Linked DNA regions of Homo sapiens: region 1 is linked to region 2. The links are chromatin loops, found by intact Hi-C in ENCODE. Cell type or tissue: MCF 10A. All regions are shown on one strand. Each heading gives the region's core, and the rest is flanking DNA. Links, peaks and the distances in the headings are about the cores only.

Evidence for each region. Hi-C counts contacts between places; a loop is a spot of excess contacts. Peaks named below come from ENCODE experiments on the same cell type or tissue, not always from the same donor. Only the 100,000 strongest peaks of a DNase experiment are listed, where the experiment ranks them.
Region 1: a loop joins it to region 2, with 6 times the contacts of the local background. A loop is called at or near these places in 2 of 110 quality-filtered maps.

Annotation. Positions count from the first base shown.
Region 1 is chr17:5,703,394-5,712,215 of GRCh38, reverse strand. LOC124903903 (a long non-coding RNA gene) reads left to right here and starts at 8,115. Exons shown (of 2, transcript XR_007065592.1): 1 at 8,115-8,199. In MCF 10A, for the core only: CTCF peaks have their summits at 5,169 (motif pointing right) and 6,994 (motif pointing left); a DNase peak (open chromatin) is centred at 5,185.
Region 2 is chr17:6,275,036-6,283,857 of GRCh38, reverse strand. No RefSeq gene overlaps it. Among named protein-coding and RNA genes, the nearest start is that of AIPL1, 160 kb to the left of the region's middle. In MCF 10A, for the core only: a CTCF peak has its summit at 3,965 (motif pointing left); a DNase peak (open chromatin) is centred at 3,977.

The sequences.
Region 1 (8,822 bases), core at 2,277-7,276, 570 kb after region 2:
TTTGAACTCTGGGTTCCAATTCGACTTCAACAGTTCCTCAACTTCACTGTGCTATTCTCATCTCTGTGCCACATTTGGCGCCTCTGCCTGAAACACACCTTCCCTTCCCACCCACCTCTGGCTCCTCTAGCTGCATAATTCCTGCCCATTGTTCAAGCCTCACCTTGAAATTGGCTCCACAACCCCAAACTGGATTAAGTCTCCTCTTCTTCCCTCCCATAGCACTTTATCCTAAATTTCATCCCTCTTCATAGTTAAGCTACCTGGGATTCCCACTAAATTCCAAGCTCCAAGAGGACAAGCAATGTGTCTATAGCCCATTCACTGCTGTCTCCCCAGCAGCAATAACAGTGCCTAAGATATAGTGTCTCCCATGTCTTTTTGGTACCCAAACCAGGACTTTGCACACAGAAGAGGAAAAAGGAGGAATTGACTCATATTGACAAGTAACATAAAAAAATTATTTCTCACCTCCATCCATCAACTTCGACAGTACATGAAACCAGTCAGTATGTGAGTCAGAAATTAGGCAGAGGTGACGCTGGGATCCAGATTCAGTTGTGAGTTGTGTGGTGGGATCCGTTTCAGGCCCTGGGATTATCAAAGGCATCCCTGCGGAGCCATCCGCTCATTAAACAGACCGTAGGGAGAGTCAGGCATTTTCTTCAGAAATCCCACCCTCTGTGGTAGTTAATTAGTCTTAGCTTAAGGTAATTGGCTTTTCTCCTCAGGGCAATATTATCTGAGACCTAAACTAGCACCAGCTGCCCAGGAGCCAGCAGCCGCTCCAAGACTCCAGTGTCTTTCCAGAGGTAGGTGGGGAAGAAGCCGAAAGAGAGAGTTTCTTCAGATCACAGAGGGAAGAGAGATTGGGATTTCACAGAACATTTTCCAAAACATGAAGGGAAAGAAAGTCAAACAAAGCAATAGCTTGGCAACAGATGGTGAGCAATATCAGTTGGGAAAATCTCTTTTGGGGTTGAAAGGAAAAACTGCAGAGATGCCTCTATCAAGGGTGTCACTGACTCCCACCTGCCTGGGACGTCTTTATTTTCTAGCCTAAAATGTTTCATCTGAGGGAAGATCAAATCCAAAGAGCTGTCTCGCACCTTTCATCTGAACCAGCATGAACATGTCTCAGAAGGCACAGAAATGAAAGCTCAATAGAGTCTTAGCTCAGTCACCATTCAGGACCAACGTTAGGAAGCAGGGTGCTGGGGATGGGGTTGCTGGTTTCCATCATAGACACTTCAGAGCTGCACCATGAGTTTTGACAAGGGCAGAGGGTGGTCGGCCTCCTCATGGCAGGCCAGGATCGGGAGGACTATTGCCCAGACACAGATCCACATCACAGAAGTTACCAGAGGACAACCACAAACTGTCTCCACCTATGCAAGGTTTTCCCAAACCTCTGCCAAGCATGGGTCACCTAAGCCATATGACATCATGTACCTCTTCCTAAGATGTATTGAGAATGGCAAAACATCACTTCTGTGGTATGCATGAGAAAATACCAGACAAACCCAAGTTAAGTGATGATCTACAAAATAACTGGCCAGTTCTCTTCAAACTTATCAAGATCATGAAAGATAAAGACATAAGAACTGTCACAATGTGGGGGAAATTAAATAGCTGGGACTACTGTATTAGTCCACTCTCACACTGTTACAAAGAAATATCTGAGACTGGGTGATTTATAAAGAAAAGAGGTTAATTGGCTCATGGTTCTGCAGGCTGTACAGGAAGCATGGCTGGGGGGTCTCAAGAAACTTACAATATAGTAGAAGGTGAAGGGGAAACAGGCACATCTTCACATGGCCAGAGGAGGAGGAACAGAGAGGAGGAGGAGGTGCTGCACAGTTTTAAACAACCAGATCTCATGAGAACTCTATCACAAGAACAGCACCAAAGGGGGAAATCCACCCCATGATCCAATTACCTCCCACTAGGCCCACCTCAAACACTGGGGATTGCAATTCGACATGAGATTTGAGTGTAGACCTATCAATCAAACCATATCAACTAGTAAAGGCAATGTGGGATCTTGGATTAGATCTGGACAAGAAAAAGGACACTAGTGGGAAAACTGGCAAAATTCAAATAAGGTCTGTAGATTAGTCAAGAGTATCAAATCGATGTTAATTTTCTGGTTTCCATAATTGTCCTGCGGTTATGTAAGGTGTTAGCACTGGTGGAAGCAGAGTGAAGGGAATATAGGAAGCCCTGTACCATTTTTGCCACCCTTCTGTATGTCTAACATTACTTCCAAAAAAAAAGTAAATAAATCTGAGCACAAGCTTTTTGTAATGAAATAAATTTATTTTCAAAGGAAATTTGCAATCACTCTCCAACAAAGAAAAATCAGGAACATTAGCCAGTAAATAAAATTAACTGGTAAAAAATGAATACAGTGATTACCAGGAAATGAGGATTGGTCAAAGGATACAACATGTTAGTTAAATACGAGGAATGAGTTCAAGAGGTCTATTGTACAACATAGTGACCATAAGTATGTATTGTATTCTTGAAAATTATGCTAAGACAGTAGATTTTAAGTGTTCTTACCATAAAAAAATGGTAAGGATGTGAAGTAATGCGTATGTTAAATAACTCAATTTAGTCATTCCACCACATATACATTTCAAAACATCACATTGTACATGATAAATATATTTAGTTTTTATTTGTCCATTAAAAACAAATTAATTTTTTTTAATGAATCCAGTGAAAGCTAAGTACTACTGCCCACCGAAGGCTCTGAGTTCAAGGGAAAATTAGCAACTGCTAGAGAAGTGTTAAAATACATCAGCATCCAGCTGGGACTTTCTCCCTGATGGAATCAGAGGAGCAGTAGAGATTTGGAAAGTGAATCATTTTATCACTGCGTGATTCATTGTTCATTAGTATCTTTTCTGTGTACCTTTTAAAAATCGTCTCTGGTACCACCTAAAATCACATACCACTCTGGGAAAACACTGCTTTTTGAAACCTCATGGTGAGGTTTGAAGACTGTGGGGCTGTAGAACAAGAATCAGAACTTCTGCTGCAGTAAAGAGGCATCCTCAAAGTAATATCCCTATTGTGGGGAAACAACAGTTGTCATATACGGATGGTGAGAGTGTAAATTGGTTCAACAGTTTTGAACATACTCTTTGACCTGGTAATTTCTCCTTCCAGGTACTTGTCCTGCAATATAATTATGAGTCATTACAATATTGTTGTACAAGTTGAGCATCCCAAATCCAAAATCATCATTTAATGCTTCAAAATTCAAAACTTTTTGAGTACCAACATGACACTCAAAGGTAAATGCTCATTGAAATATTTCAGATTTCAGATTTCTGGATTAGGGATGCTCAACTAGTAAGTACATAATGCAAACATTCCAAAATCCAAAAAAATCTGAACTCCAAAACATTTCTGGTCCTAAGCATCAGATAAGGGATATTCAACCTATAATAGGAAAAGACAGAAGCAACCTACCCATCCATCAATAAGGAACATACTATAAGATGGAATATTATACAGCCATTAAAATTGAGAGACATGTACATGTACCAATACAGAGCAATTTCCAATACACATTATGTGAAGAAAGCAAGGTGCACAATATTGTATATATGTTCCCATACAGTTTAGAAAAAAAGTAAACATATATATTGTATCAGTTAGCAATTGCTACATGACAAACATCCCCAAAACTCAATGACATACAACAATAAGCATTATTTTCAGGCTCAAAGGTGTGCAGTCAGTTGGGACAGTTTTCTTTTTCTTCTACACTCCCACAGATAGGCTGGAGTGGCTCCAATCCACAGCTCTCATTCTTCTGGGATCAGCCAGCTAGCTAGGGCTTATTCCTCTCATGGTCATGGCAGAAGCACTAGAGGAGATTTCTACCAACTATATTTCAAATCTTTGTTCATGTCACACTGGTTCATATCCCATTAGCCAGAGTAAGTCATGGCCAAGTCCAATACCAATGGGGCCAGGGAGCATTTTCCTGGGAGGAAGAGAAGGAAAGTGGATATTTGCTGAACGGATATTTCTAAAAGTCCTAAAAATCATCTAAGTGAGATAGATAGATGGATGTATAAATACTTGAGATGTCACTCTTTGCACATATATATTGGACATATGGAAAGTCTCTAAGGAAGCGCACACAAGGAGTAATAATAGGTTGTATCTAGAGAGAAGAAGTGGGAGACAGGTAGGAAGGGAAGCTTATCTTTCATCATCTTTTTGTGAGATTTGATTTCTGGTATAATTTGCATATATCATGTTTTGCAAAAGAAAATCAAACACCACCTTTTCATCCACAAGGCATTTCCATATTGATTCTCTTCTTTGACACTCACACTGGAGTGAGGCATAAGGCAGGCAGAAGAGGGAGCTGACCCCACTTTGTGGATGAGAAGAAAACCAAGATCCAGCCAGGGAAGCCAACTTGCCATAGACCGGACAGCTAAAACAGGGCCAGGCCAGGGCTTGGACCCAGATCTGTCTTACACTGCAGACCCAAAGCGTCGCACAGCACCATGCGTCTTGCTGCATGGGCCACTGACCAGGGCAGGGTCCCCCTGTGGACCGCCATAGGGGTAAAACCCCTCAGGCCCAATGCACACCACAAGGGAGAGACTAAATGTGGACAGCCCTCAGAGATTGCTTTGTCCAACCAGGTCCTTTTTTTTTTTTTTTTTTTTTGAGACAGGGTCTCACTCTGTTGCCCAGGCTGGAGTACAGTAGCACGATCTCAGCTCACTGCAACCTCTGCCTCCTGGATTGAAGCAATCCTCCTGCCTCAGCTTCCCTAGTAGCTGGAACCACAGGTGCCCACCACCAAGCCTTGCTAATTTTTGTATTTTTTAGTAGAGACAAGGTTTCACCATGTTGGCCAGGCTGGTCTCGAACTCCTGACCTCAGGTGATCTGCCCGTCTCGGCCTCCCAAAGTGCTGGGATTACAGACAACCAGATCATTTTACAGATAGGCAAAGAAAGGCCAGAATCACAAAGCATGGCCCTTCCTCTCCCTGAATGTCCATCTCCCCATTGGCTCAGATAAGACCTTAACATCCACCTGAGAGGGTTGATGGAAGGAAAGCATTTTGCAGCCCAGGGAGTGTGAAGCATGATTTCAGGAACTGGCTTGCCCCACATTCATTCCCCACAGGACCGCCAGGAGGCAGCACCTTCTCCCTTTCTCTGGCTCAGGAATATGTAAACTGACCAACGCTAGAGCAGCTGGGTTCTCATGAGAGCCAAAGCACTGCTTTCAAGAAAAGCCAAAGGGCTTTGAGCCACTCATGCCTCAGAGAGCAGGTTGTTCTGCAATCGTGCATGTTAGTTTTGTAAGCAAATATGTCAGAGAATTGTTCTGCAGCGGATTTCATGCCTGAACCGGGATTGGGTTTATGTGGCCTCCTTTGCAGCTCAACACATAAATCGCTCCCTTACAAAAGCTCTGTCCCTGCGGGAAGGGCCTAGGTGGCTGCAGCACTAAAAACCTCCTCCTCCCTCTCCCACCCCAGATGGGTTTTCCTTGTGAGTCTCCTTCCCCACGGTGTCCCAGGAGGACAGCATCCTCTCTTGTCTGAGTGCCCTCCTCTCCCTTTGTCATCATCAGGCCCCACACCTGCTCAGAAGGCAGCAAAGAAGCAGGTAGGAGGAAACAAACCAAGGCACCAGATGCTGGTAAAGTAAGTGGGGCCCGTGGAGTCCCACTTAAGCCATTTTCAACTTTGCATCAAATGGAAATTTCTGCAAGCCGCACTGAAAGCTCCTACAATGACTAATGTCGCCAAGCAAGCTCTAGGAACGAATAGATGCTAATTATTTTGTGGAAGCCGAGACAAGTAGAGAATTTAAACAGAGGGCCTCACTAAGCAGATGGTGGGAAGTCTGAAGGCCCAGAAAGGCAGGCCTGCCCTGAGCACCGCCGCGCAATTGCTTAGCTCAGGGACCAGCTTGAAGTCCCTAGGTCGGCCAAGGTACCCCTCTGCCCAGCTCCCCATATGGCCTCCCAGCACTGGGCCCCCACTGGCTTTGCAGCTGGCCAAAGCTGGGCTTCTGGAGCTTCCTTCATAATGCAGGAAGGCCGGGAGGCTGGCATGAAGGTGAGCAACACCCAGGAGCTCATCAGGGAACCCCATCATTGACATCCCAGGGCTTTGGGAATAAGGTGTTTAATGCCACTTTTAAGCCTACCCCCTGCCCCCAGGAAGAAGAGGCACAGAAGAAGAGGTGTGTTTTCTTTTCCAAGATACACTGAAAAGGGCTTAAAACCAGAGAAGCAATGGGCTCAGCATCCCACCTTCCTCAGCCCAAACTGACCACAGGAATCCTGGCCGGGGCCTAGGTTCTCCCTCCCAGAAGTGATCCTCCCAGGCTAGGAGGTTGGAATCTGGCCATTTTCCACCCTAGCCCGCTGAACAACTGAACATGGCTAGCTTGTTCCTCTGTGGCCTCAGCCCAGGCCATTGTCTTCCTGGAATGCTCACCCTTAACCCTCTAATCACCTCCTACTGGACCTTCAGTATTCCCGGGTCACCTCCTCCCGACCCTCTCCTTGAGCCCCTCCCCTCCTGGCTGGGATCACCCAGTCCCCTGTGCTTGGCCTGCACTGCACTCGCTGCCCTGAAGTGTAAAGTGACTTTGAGTCCCTGGAGGACAGGGCCTGGCCTGGGGTCAGCATTCGGGAAACTACCTCCCTGGAGGTGAGCTGGCACCTGGAGAGCAAGGTCAGAGCCAGCCTCCCTCCAGATGGGAGCTAGCACGACCCCACACCCCACAGAGATAGTGGCAGCTCATTAAGAAGACGCAGGAGGTGGCAGGGAGCGGGGATGCTCTCAACTTCCCACTCCCTTTCATCTACTCAAGAGGCTTCGTCCCAAAGCAGTTGCAGAAGCCACAGAGAAGAGTGCTGCAGGGGCAAAGGAATTGCAAAAATCCCCAAGAACATGGAACCCACCCATCCTGCCCCCTGCAGGAGAGTTGGGGAAGGATAGCCAAAGGCAGAGCCAGACCAGGGCCACGTCCCCTGATTTCTAGTGCCAGGCCCTCTTGCCCACTCACAGACAAACTGACAATATTAATGGCAGAGGCACTCACATTAGGGCTCACTGTGTGCTTTACACGGGTTAACTCATTTAATCCTCTCATGTATATGGGAGTATATATATGCAGAATGTCACGACTGTTACAAAGACAGGTTGAGGCCAGATGGACCACCCCCCTGCCATCCCATATTCATATTTGTAACCCAAATGATACATATGAGGTCACAGCATCAATCCTCTCAATGCCTCAAGAGGCTAGAAACTATCACCATGAGTTGGTTATAAATAAGGAAACTGCGGCACAGAAGGGTTAGCTCATTTATCCAGGGTCACACAGCTCATAAGTTGCAGAGCTGGGATTTGAACTGTGGCTGCAGAGCCCACATGACTAAACAGGCATTCTTCCATCCACACCCTGACATGGAACAATGCCAGTGTACTCAGCTGATGCTTTGGGAGTCCTTACCCAACAGGACCTTCCTCGATCCAGAAGAGGATGCCCAAGAGTGGAGGTCAACTTTCTGGGGAAAGGACTAACTCCGATGTGTTTTCTGAATAGCACCCACTCGGTCATCTCTGTGGAGTATATATATTGACATATATCTCATATATATGTTAGACAGACAGACAGATAGATCAGCCATATCCATTATTTCTCATCACTAATCTATTGCCTGGTTCATTTCAAATGATTAAAGCATCCTGGGTTTTCCCTGCAAGTTGTGATACCTGGTGCAGAGAAAGCCCAGTGGACACTTCAAGGAAGAAGACCTGAATTCTGGTACTAACTCTGCTTATCTCATTAGCTGTGTGACCCTGGACAACATGGTGAACCTCTCTGAGCCAGTGCCTGATTACTCAGCAGTGTACGGAGATGTAATACCTTCCCTCCTATAGCACCATGCTAGGCACCAAAAACTGGGAGATGAGCAGAGCGTAGGCCCCATGCTGCTCCAAGGCTAGCAGCCAAGGGAGACAAGGACAAAAGCCATCACAGTGTCTGGCCAAAGTGAGGACACAAAGACAGGAGTGCTCAGACTGCATCAGAGGGGACAAGGAAAAGACATCATGAAGCTGGAGAACCCTGAATGGAGACTTGGAAGACAAGTTGGAGGTCTCCAGAGTGGAAGGGCTTGCAGGCAGGTAGGGCAGCCTAAGCAAGGCAGGCATGAGGCAGATGTGCATGGAGAAGGGGGAGTGGTTCTTAGGGGAGCTCTGGATATGAGGGGGTGGGATGGAGGACGGCAAGTGAGACGAGGGCTGCAAAGCCACTTTGTAACATGAGAGCTGGAAAGGCCCTTGGAGGACATCCACCCACAGGCTGCAAACTCACATACCTCCAGGGCTTAGGCAAGTGATAGCAATAAGTGAACTGGGCCAGGTGTGAGACAGTAGGAAGGGGTGGGGTGCATGGCAATTAGAAGGTAGGACCTGCCTAAAGGTACCCAATTTTTGACCTTCGTGAAACATGTCTGCAAGATGAATTTGAGCTTATAAACTCCTGCTCCATTCTGATCTTTTCACTATGCAGAATGCCATGACTGTTACAAAGACAGGTTGAGGCAGCTGAACCATCCCCCTACTATCCCATATTCATATTTGTAACCCAAATGACACATATGAAGTCACAGCATCAAGCCCCAAGACTGTTTCCCCTAGTTCCCTCCCTCTGTCTTCCTCTCTCAGTCTCAATTTCCACTGGGATCCTGGTCTCCAGCACAACACCCTGTTCTTCCCACACTTTCTGCTGTTGCCACTGAGCCAAG
Region 2 (8,822 bases), core at 1,738-6,737:
AGTGAGTAGGTAGATTCAGGGCACAAGGTCAGCACTTTAGGGGAGCTGCTAGCAGAAGGGATCCTGGGAGTAGGGGGCAGGGGCAGGGCAAAGAGCCCTTGGACAAGAGTCTGAAAACTTTGGTTTGGGTCCTTTCGGTTGCTTGCTCATGGTATGACCTTGGGAAAGTCACTTCTCTTTTTGGAGCCTCAGTTTTCTCATCTGCAAATTGGGAATGAACATGCTGCTCTGCCAGTCCTCACAGTGGGGCTATTGTGAGGACTGTTGAGATAATGGGACTGGTGAGGCACTACTTTTCCTCTGTACTTTCTTAGCTGAGGGACTTGAGCTGGTCGATACAGCTCTCAGCTTCTTAGTTCCTTTATCTGTGAAATGGGCACAATAAAATGTTGTGGTTTTTTTTTTTTTTTTTTTTGCTGGTTTGTCATGAGGTTTTTTTTGTTTTGTTTTGTTTTGTTTGTTTGTTTGTTTTGAGATGGAGTCTCGCTCTGTCACCCAGGCTGGAGTGCAGTTGTGCCATCTTGGCTCACTGCAAGCTCCGCCTCCCAGATTCATGCCATTCTCCTGCCTCAGCCTCCGGAGTAGCTGGGACTACAGGCACGCACCACCGTGCTTGGCTAATTTTTTTGTATTTTTATTAGAGACGGGGTTTCAACATGTTAGCCAGGATGGTCTCCATCTCCTGACCTTGTGATACACCTGCCTTGGCCTCCCAAAGTGCTGGGATTACAGGCGTGAGCCACTGCACCCGGCCTGTCATGAGGTTTAAAGGATCCTTTAGCTTCAAATGACAAAAACCATCTCTAATGAGTTTGAGCAACAAGGAAAATTGTTGTAATCAGCAGGGGTTTTTGGCACCTTCCAGACCACCCCACCCTTGATGTGACTTGGCTCCAAAACTCTCTGTTCAACATTTAAAGCTCACCTGGGGTCAAATGTTCCTGTCTGGACCAATGGGCTCTAGCCAGGAAGACAGAGTCAGGCCAAAGACACATGGCTTCTGTGAATCTACCCGCATGGCAGGGTAGACAGCCGTGTGCTGCTCATCTCCCAGAGCTCTGTGGACCAGTGCCTGGTGGCCTGCAGAGAATGGTGGTGGCCACTATCACCACGGTGACTGTTATGATAAAGAAAGGAGAGCCCAAAGTTATTCCCATCCTGAGGCTGCCCTCCAGAGGAGTTGTAGGGGCCTTTGGTGACAGTTCCAGGTATCTGTTTCTCCTCCATTGTCCAGGCCCTTGTCCTGCAGTCTCACAGCCAGGTCCTAAGGGCAGCTTGTGGTTTACTCAAGGTTCTCAGGGACATAGGACACTGACAGTCCACCTCTATGCTTATTTGCAGCACATGGGAGAGGCTGGAGAGGGGCACACCTCACAGGCGCAGTATATATCAGTCTGTAAGGCACTGTATCAGATCTTCATTCATTTTGATTTTGTTCCTCAGGCATTTTTAACTTTCACTAGTGATTAAAACTTTGAACCTTCCCAATGCCACAAAACCATTACAAGACAAGGCCAAGACTTTAACACACACCTTTTGATTCCTGATTCCCAGGCCAGGGTTCGGAGGTAGAAGTTGCTTGTCTGGTCAGAGAGAGAAGGCTCACATATGCAACAGCTGCAAAACTCCAAAGGATTGCTGCTCATTTATCCCCATACTTTCTCTGCTGCCTGTCCCTCCCTGCATCTATTCAGCCTTCCATTTACCCATCTATCTATCTATCCATCCATCCATCCATCCATCCAGTCATCCATCCATTCATCACAAAATTAGACCATCTGACCCTGTGCTGAGAAATCAGGAGAGAAAGATGAATCAGTGTGGTCTCTGCTATCAAGGAGATGCACAGGTGAACAGACAAATCAGAGCACAGGATAGAGTCACAAGCTGATAGAGGGTGGCACTGAGGCAGAGGAAGAACATGGAAGCCTGGAAGGATTGATGGAAGAGGTAACACTTTGTGCTGGAGGCATCGAAGAGCCACTAAAGTGTTTTAAGAACGGAAGCTGATATGGTCAACTTTGTGTTTTATGGTGGGAGAAGGAACAGGACGAATTGGGGTAGGATATGGTGAACTCTACTATTGTGCTTAACCATTCACTCCCTCTTCCTGTAAGCAGGCTATATTTCCTTACCCATTCCTCTATGACTTGCAATGTTTCCATAGGTATTTGATGCCAGGCTGATCTTGTGATCTGTTTTGGCCAATTAAATGAGAGTAGAGTGACATACACCAATTCTGACCAGAAGCTTTAAAAGGCTGTGTTAGTTATCTACTGCTGCATAATGAATTACCCTTAAACATAGTGGCCCAACACAATAAATATTTATTATCTCACACAGTTTCTCTGGGAAAGGAGTCTAGGAGGAGCATTGCCGGTTGGTTCTGGCTCAGTCACCCTTGAGGTTTCAGCCAAGATATCAGTTGGGCCACAGTCATCCGAAGACTTGACTGGGGCTGGAGGATCTGCTTCCAAGGTGGCTCCCTCACATAGCCAGTAGTGCTGGCTGTTGGCAGGAGGCCTCCGTCCCTCACCACAACGTCTCCTCCATAAAGATGCCGAGTGTCCTAGTGACATGGCAGCTGGCCTGCCCCAGAGCAGTGCTCCAAGATCCAAGAATGAGCCACAGTGCTTTTATGACCTATTTTCAGAGACTACACACCAGCAGTTCTGCTATGGGCTGGTAATTATAAGTGGGTCACTAACTCCAACTTATACTCAAGGGGAGGAGAATTAAACTCCACCTCTCGAAGCAAGGAGTATAAAAACATTTGTAAAAAAGATTTTAAAACCACCACAGAGGCATTGCATTTTTGTGCTGCTCTCTCGCCTTTTCTTGCTAGGAAAATGGCATGTCTCAGACAGAGACTGTTGCTCCAGCCTGAATCCTGGATCCCGCCAGTGCAGGAGAGTTGCAACTAGATCTTGCTGTTGCAAGATTCTGAAACTGAGAGGTTGTTTGTTACTGCAGCATAACCAAGTGAAAACTGCCTGCTACAAGGTAGTAGGTCTGAAGTCAGGGAGACTGGCTGAGAAGATGGGATTTGGCCTAAGGCAGGGGAAGGGGACTTGGAAGGTGGAGTGGAGAGGGCTTTGGTGACTGATGTACCACGGGGAGAGGAAGTTGCCAAGAGAACTCCAGGAATACTTGCCTGATTGTATGGGGCTTACTCTGAAGGAAGCAGGATATTTTTTAAAAAAGACTAGAGAGCCCCCCTGGAGCAACTAGAAGAGGCTTCATGGAGGGGGAATCTGGTGGGAGGGGTTCTTCAAGGCTGGACTGGGTTGGGTGATCTACTGCCAGATAGTCTGCTGCAGCCTGGACAAGCTGAGCTCTGGCTTGGCTGGGGATGATGTTCCCAGGATTCATTCAGTCATTGACTCAAAAACTAACATTTATTGAGTACCTACTATGTGTTAGGAACATTTCTAAACTTTGGAAATATTAAGATAATCAGAGAAAAAGCTATAGCTGTCAAGAAGTTTAAAGTCTGGTAGGCTGAGTGTGGGTGGCTCACGCCTGTAATGCCTGCACTTTGGGAGGCTGAAGCGGGCGGATCACGACGTCAGGAGATCGAGACCAGCCTAGGAAACATGGTGAAACCCCATCTCTACTAAAATGCAAAAAACTAGCTGGGCATGGCAGCAGGAGCCTATAGTCCCAGCTACTCGGGAGCCTGAGGCAGGAGAATAGCTTGAACCCGGGAGGCGGAGGTTGCAGTGAGCTGAGATTGCACCACTGCACTCCAGCCTGGTGACAGAGCAAAACTCCATCTCACAAAAAAAAAAAAAAAAAAAAAGGAAAAAGAAAAAGAAAAAGAAAAAGAAAAGAAAAAGTCTGGTAGATGGGAGAGGCAATAAACAAGTAACTAGTGTTGGGATCTCCCTTATCTCCTGACCACTGTCTGTTCCACTAGGCGGGGATCTTTCTCCACCTTTCTCTGCCAGGACATCTGCAGGAACCTTTCTGGCACCACCCAGTGGCTCACCTGGCGGCTGTGATCTGAGTTTGGCCTGACAGGTGAACTTCCTTCCCCGTGCCCCGACTCGCCCATCTTTGTGTGTCAGCCTTGTCACGTGTTTCTGCACTGACCGTGCCTTGTGTGGATGGAGGTGTTACAGGTAAAGGCAACCTTGAAAGCAGTCCAGGGAGGACCATGCTTTTGGAAGCAAAATGTTTTGGCACCAGGGCCTGGTGTTCTCCATGTCTGACGCGTGACCTTCACGCTCCCAGTGACGACTGCTGTGCTGTTACCACAAAATCCAATTTCAAATGATATTTATTTTAGTATCATTGTCTCCATCTCTGTCTAATTTTATTCCTATAGTTTCTTCATGCTTCCATTGACAACATCGCTGTTCTCCAAGATGGTCATAAAATAGAGTCAAGGTACATCAGATTTCCTTCCCAGGGGTGATAAGTGCAGTAGAACAGAAATTCCTTTACTAAAGGAAAACATGTTTTCATTTTTATTGTTGAAGAATATATGCAAAATTTCCATGACACAAGATACTTGTTATTAGCCAGTAACTTTTATTATGAGTTTTTTTTTTCTTTCTTAGCAAAGTAGAAACTAATACAAGTGTTTCCCAAGGTTGGACAAAGACCGATCAGACAGAGGTCAAGGGAAGATTTGTCATTAATTTGACTCTGGCTGGGCAAAAGGAGGATGTTTCTGGAAGTTCATTCCTTTGTGTGGTGTCCAGAGCCCAAGTCCTAATCGAGGCTCCACCACTGACTAGCTGCAGGATCTTGGGCAATTCCATTGCCTGGTCTGAGCCTCAGTTTCTCTCCTATAAAATGAGGGCCTCCTGCAAATAGACACACTCAGACATTGCTGGTAGTAGTGAGAATTAGCACAGCCACTTTGCAGAGGAGTTTGGCAATATCCAGCCACACTGAAAATGCAACGAAAGCTAAGACCAGCAATTCCACATCTAGGTTTCCACCTTAGAGAAACCCCCCCAGGGGTGTGCAAGGGTATTTACTGCAGCACTAATTAATGACAAAAAAAAAAAGGGAAACAACTTAGATTTCAGGCAATCAGAGGAGTAACTGAATAAAATGGAGTCTATTCATAAAATAAAATTAAAAGCAATTAAAGGAATGTGCTAGATTCACGCAGCAATATGGATAAATCTCAAGACGATCATGTTGAATGAGAAGAGTGTGTTGCAGAAAGCAGAGAAGAAGGTTATGTTGAAATTCTACCCCTTATGCTGATCAACACACACGAAGCAATACTACGAATTATCAGGGGTTTCTGTGTCTATGCCAAAGTTTAAAAATGGAACCAGAGAAGTGCACATTTAATTCATGATCATGTTTGCCTTGGCAGGATGAAAGAAAATAGAATTAGGAATGAGGAAGAAAGAGACTTTGAGTCTGGCTGTCATGTCATAATACATATGTGATTTAAATTTTATAAATTTCTAAAAAGGAAGACAAAGCAAGTAACATGAACAAATTGTCAGTTCTGCATGGTGGATAAGTAGGTGCATATGGGGTGCTGATTTTATGTTTTTCCTGTATCTTTAAAATTTCTCAACAAAATTAAAAATGAAAGCATATGCATAAAAATAAGCTGGAGGCCGGGCACTGTGGCTCACGCCTGTAATCCCAGCAGTTTGGGAGGCCGAGGCAGGTGGATCACTTGAGGTCAGGAGTTCAAGATCAGCCTGGCCAACGTGATGAAACCCCATCTCTACTAAAAATACAAAAATTAGCTGGGCCTGGTGGTGTGCATCTGTAATCCCAGCTACTCGGGAGGCTGAGGCAGGAGAGTTGCTTGAACCTGGGAGGCGGAGGTTGCAGTGAGCCGAGATTGCACCAATGCACTCCAGCCTGGGTGACAGAGTGAAACTCTGAAAAAAAAAAAAATCCCTGGAAAGGGCTCATTAGAAGGAAAAAGGTGATTCAGTCCTTTGGTCCCAACTTGTTGGGCCTCTAGGGCTAAAGAGTGTGGACTGAGGGTTCCACATCTCTTGGGATTCCCACCCTGGGAAACTCTACCCACAGTAGCTCTTACTCATCAGCCCAAACCAGGGAAGCCTGTGAGCAGTTGGTGTTGCTAAAATGTGGTATGTGAACAGGAGAAGGTGGGAATATAACAGGAAAAGGAGGCCAAGGAGCCACTCACGAGAGACTGGGGTGGCAGATGGAGCAATCAGGGTTGAAAGCACCTTTGGAGTTTTCCAGGGTGACAGAGGTAATGGGGAGGAAACACTCTAAGATGTGAGTGTGGTGCAAGTGAATGAACAAAGATGTGATGGACATGGGCTTTAGGGAGCAGGAAGCCGGCTCAGAGCAGCTAGAGAATGGAGTGGGTGCGGAAGGAGGTGAAGCTGGAGGTGCGTGTTTGGGCCAGATTATGCAAAAGCTGTGAGTACCGTGCCCAGCAGGGAGGACTCTATGCTAAGGGGCCAGGGAAGCAGCAGGCCTTGTAAGCCACCCTCTGGCAGCTGGCAAGGAGGCTGGGATGGAGAGGAGGCCCTGGAGGCAGGGGGTGTGGGAAGGTCCCACTGTCCAGGTGAGCATCCATGGGCAAGGCTGTTCTGAATTGCAGCAGTGCCAGTGAGGAGGAGGAGTGAAACTGGCTGGCAGGCACGACTGCAGTAATTACAAACACCTGCTTTTGGGCAGGCCCACAGCTTAGCACTTCACACAAGTGGATTTTTAAAATCCCAATATCCCTAGGAGGTAAGTATCACGTCCATCATCTCCATTTTACAGATGAGGAAAGGGAGGCCAAGGGAAGTTAAGAAGCTTGTGTGGGGCTCCACCACCAGACAGTGGCAGAGCCAGGCTTTTCACCCAAGCGGTCTCCATTGGAGGCCAAGACTGGACCACTGCATTGTGCTACCTCTAGGATAAACTCTGGGTAGAAACGTTGAAGCCCCCTTTGGGAAAAGATCAACTAATAAGGAGGTGATGGTGACCTGGCGCCCTCTAGCCTTTGAAGGAGACTTTACCATTTCCAAGGGGCTTTCATCCCAGCCTTGGTTCCAAAACCACTCTATGAGGTGCACAAGGCAGGTATCAGAATTCCTATTTTAGAGACAAGAAAACTGAGTCTTAGGTGGATTAAGGGACTCGACAAGCCCCCAGCTAGTGACCCCACTGTGCAGCCTGTCGATCTTCCAGCCTCTGGAATGGTCATCCATGCCCACTTCGGGCTGATCTTACACTGCTGTCACTTTAGGTTGGTCCTGAACTGTTGTCTCTTCCCCTCCTTTGCCTTGAAGCATCACAGAAGGCCTCGTGGTGTCTTTGTTTGTTTGTTTTTTTGTTTATTTATTTATTTATTTATTTATTTATTTATTTATTTATTTGAGATGGAGTCTCACTCTGTTGCCCAGGCGGGAGTTCAATGGCACGGTCTCGGTTCACTGCAAACTTTGCCTCCTGGATTCAAGTGATTCTCCTGCCTCAGCCTCCCGAGCAGCTGGGACTACAGGCGCATGCCACCACGCCCGGCTAATTTTTGTGTTTTTAGCAGAGACGGGGTTTCATTATGTTGGCAAGGCTGGTCTTGAACTCCTGACCTCATGATCTACCCGCCTTGGCCTCCCAAAGTGCTGGGATTACAGACATGAGTCACCGTTCCCAGCCCACAGTGTCTTCTTGACTCTACCTTGTCCTGGTGCCCTTCGCATCCCTGGTTTCACAGGAACGCCCTCCTGAGCACACACAGATCCCCTGGAGCCTTCTACTGTCTCCTCGCAGATACCTATTGATTAAAGCGCCAATCAGGCCTTTTGTTGGCCTCTGAGGCCATCTTTCCTCCAGGAGGCCCAATAGAGCAGTGCTTGTGGATATTTTTATGGGTCATGTTTTAAAAATTACATCCAAATTAAATTTGTGCTGATTTAATTAGAATATGGAAGCTGAGGGATTTCTTTATTGCTCTTCCTGCTGGGTCCTGGGCAAATGGCTTCTCTCTGGAAACTGCTGTGCTCACCACGAACAGATGTGGGGCAGGCTGGGCCATCCCTTGTCTGCCTGTAGATTAAATACCCTTAGGAAGTAGAAGGTCAAAACTGGAAGTGTCCTTGAGACCATCAAGTCCTCGTCCTTCCTTGCACAGAAGACAGGCTGAGCCCCAGAGATGGGCAACAAGCCACTTAAGGTCACATAGACAGGGCCAGATGGCCTTAACAATTCTGGCATCTCCTAGGAGCCTCTGTCCAGAGAAGAGGGTTGTCTGGTGAATAAGAATCTCTCCTTGGATGCTGTGAGGCACAGCAGAGCTGGAAGTCAAGGCCTCAGGAACGGCTTGAGGCTCAAGAGACCCCCAAGTAGCAACACCCCTAGATATGGCTTTAGGCACCATGCTTTCAGGGCTCTACCTCTCCAGCTCTCAGGTCTGCCTTCTCCTGAGCTGTTTTTAGCCTTAGGCTTTACTGGAAGCAGGACTAGCGTAGCAGCAGCAGACTTTATAACCTCTCATCTTGAAATATTTGGGCAAAAGGACTTTTTTTTTTTTTTGAGACAGAGTCTTGCTCTGTCGCCCAGGCTAGAATGCAGTGGCACGATCTCGGCTCACTGCAACCCCTGCCTCCCAGGTTCAAGCAATTATCCTGCCTCAGCCTCTGGAGTAGCTGGGACTACAGGTGCATGCCACTATGCCCGGCTAATTTTTGTATTTTTAATAGAGACAGGGTTTCACAATGTTGGCCAGGCTGCTCTGGAACTCCTAACCCATGATCCATCTGCCTCCCAAAGTGCTGGGATTACAGGCGTGGGCCACTGTGCCCAGCCAACATTTTTTTTTTACTTCCCCGAAGCCTCAACTGAACTCTCCAGTGGGGCATACCTCA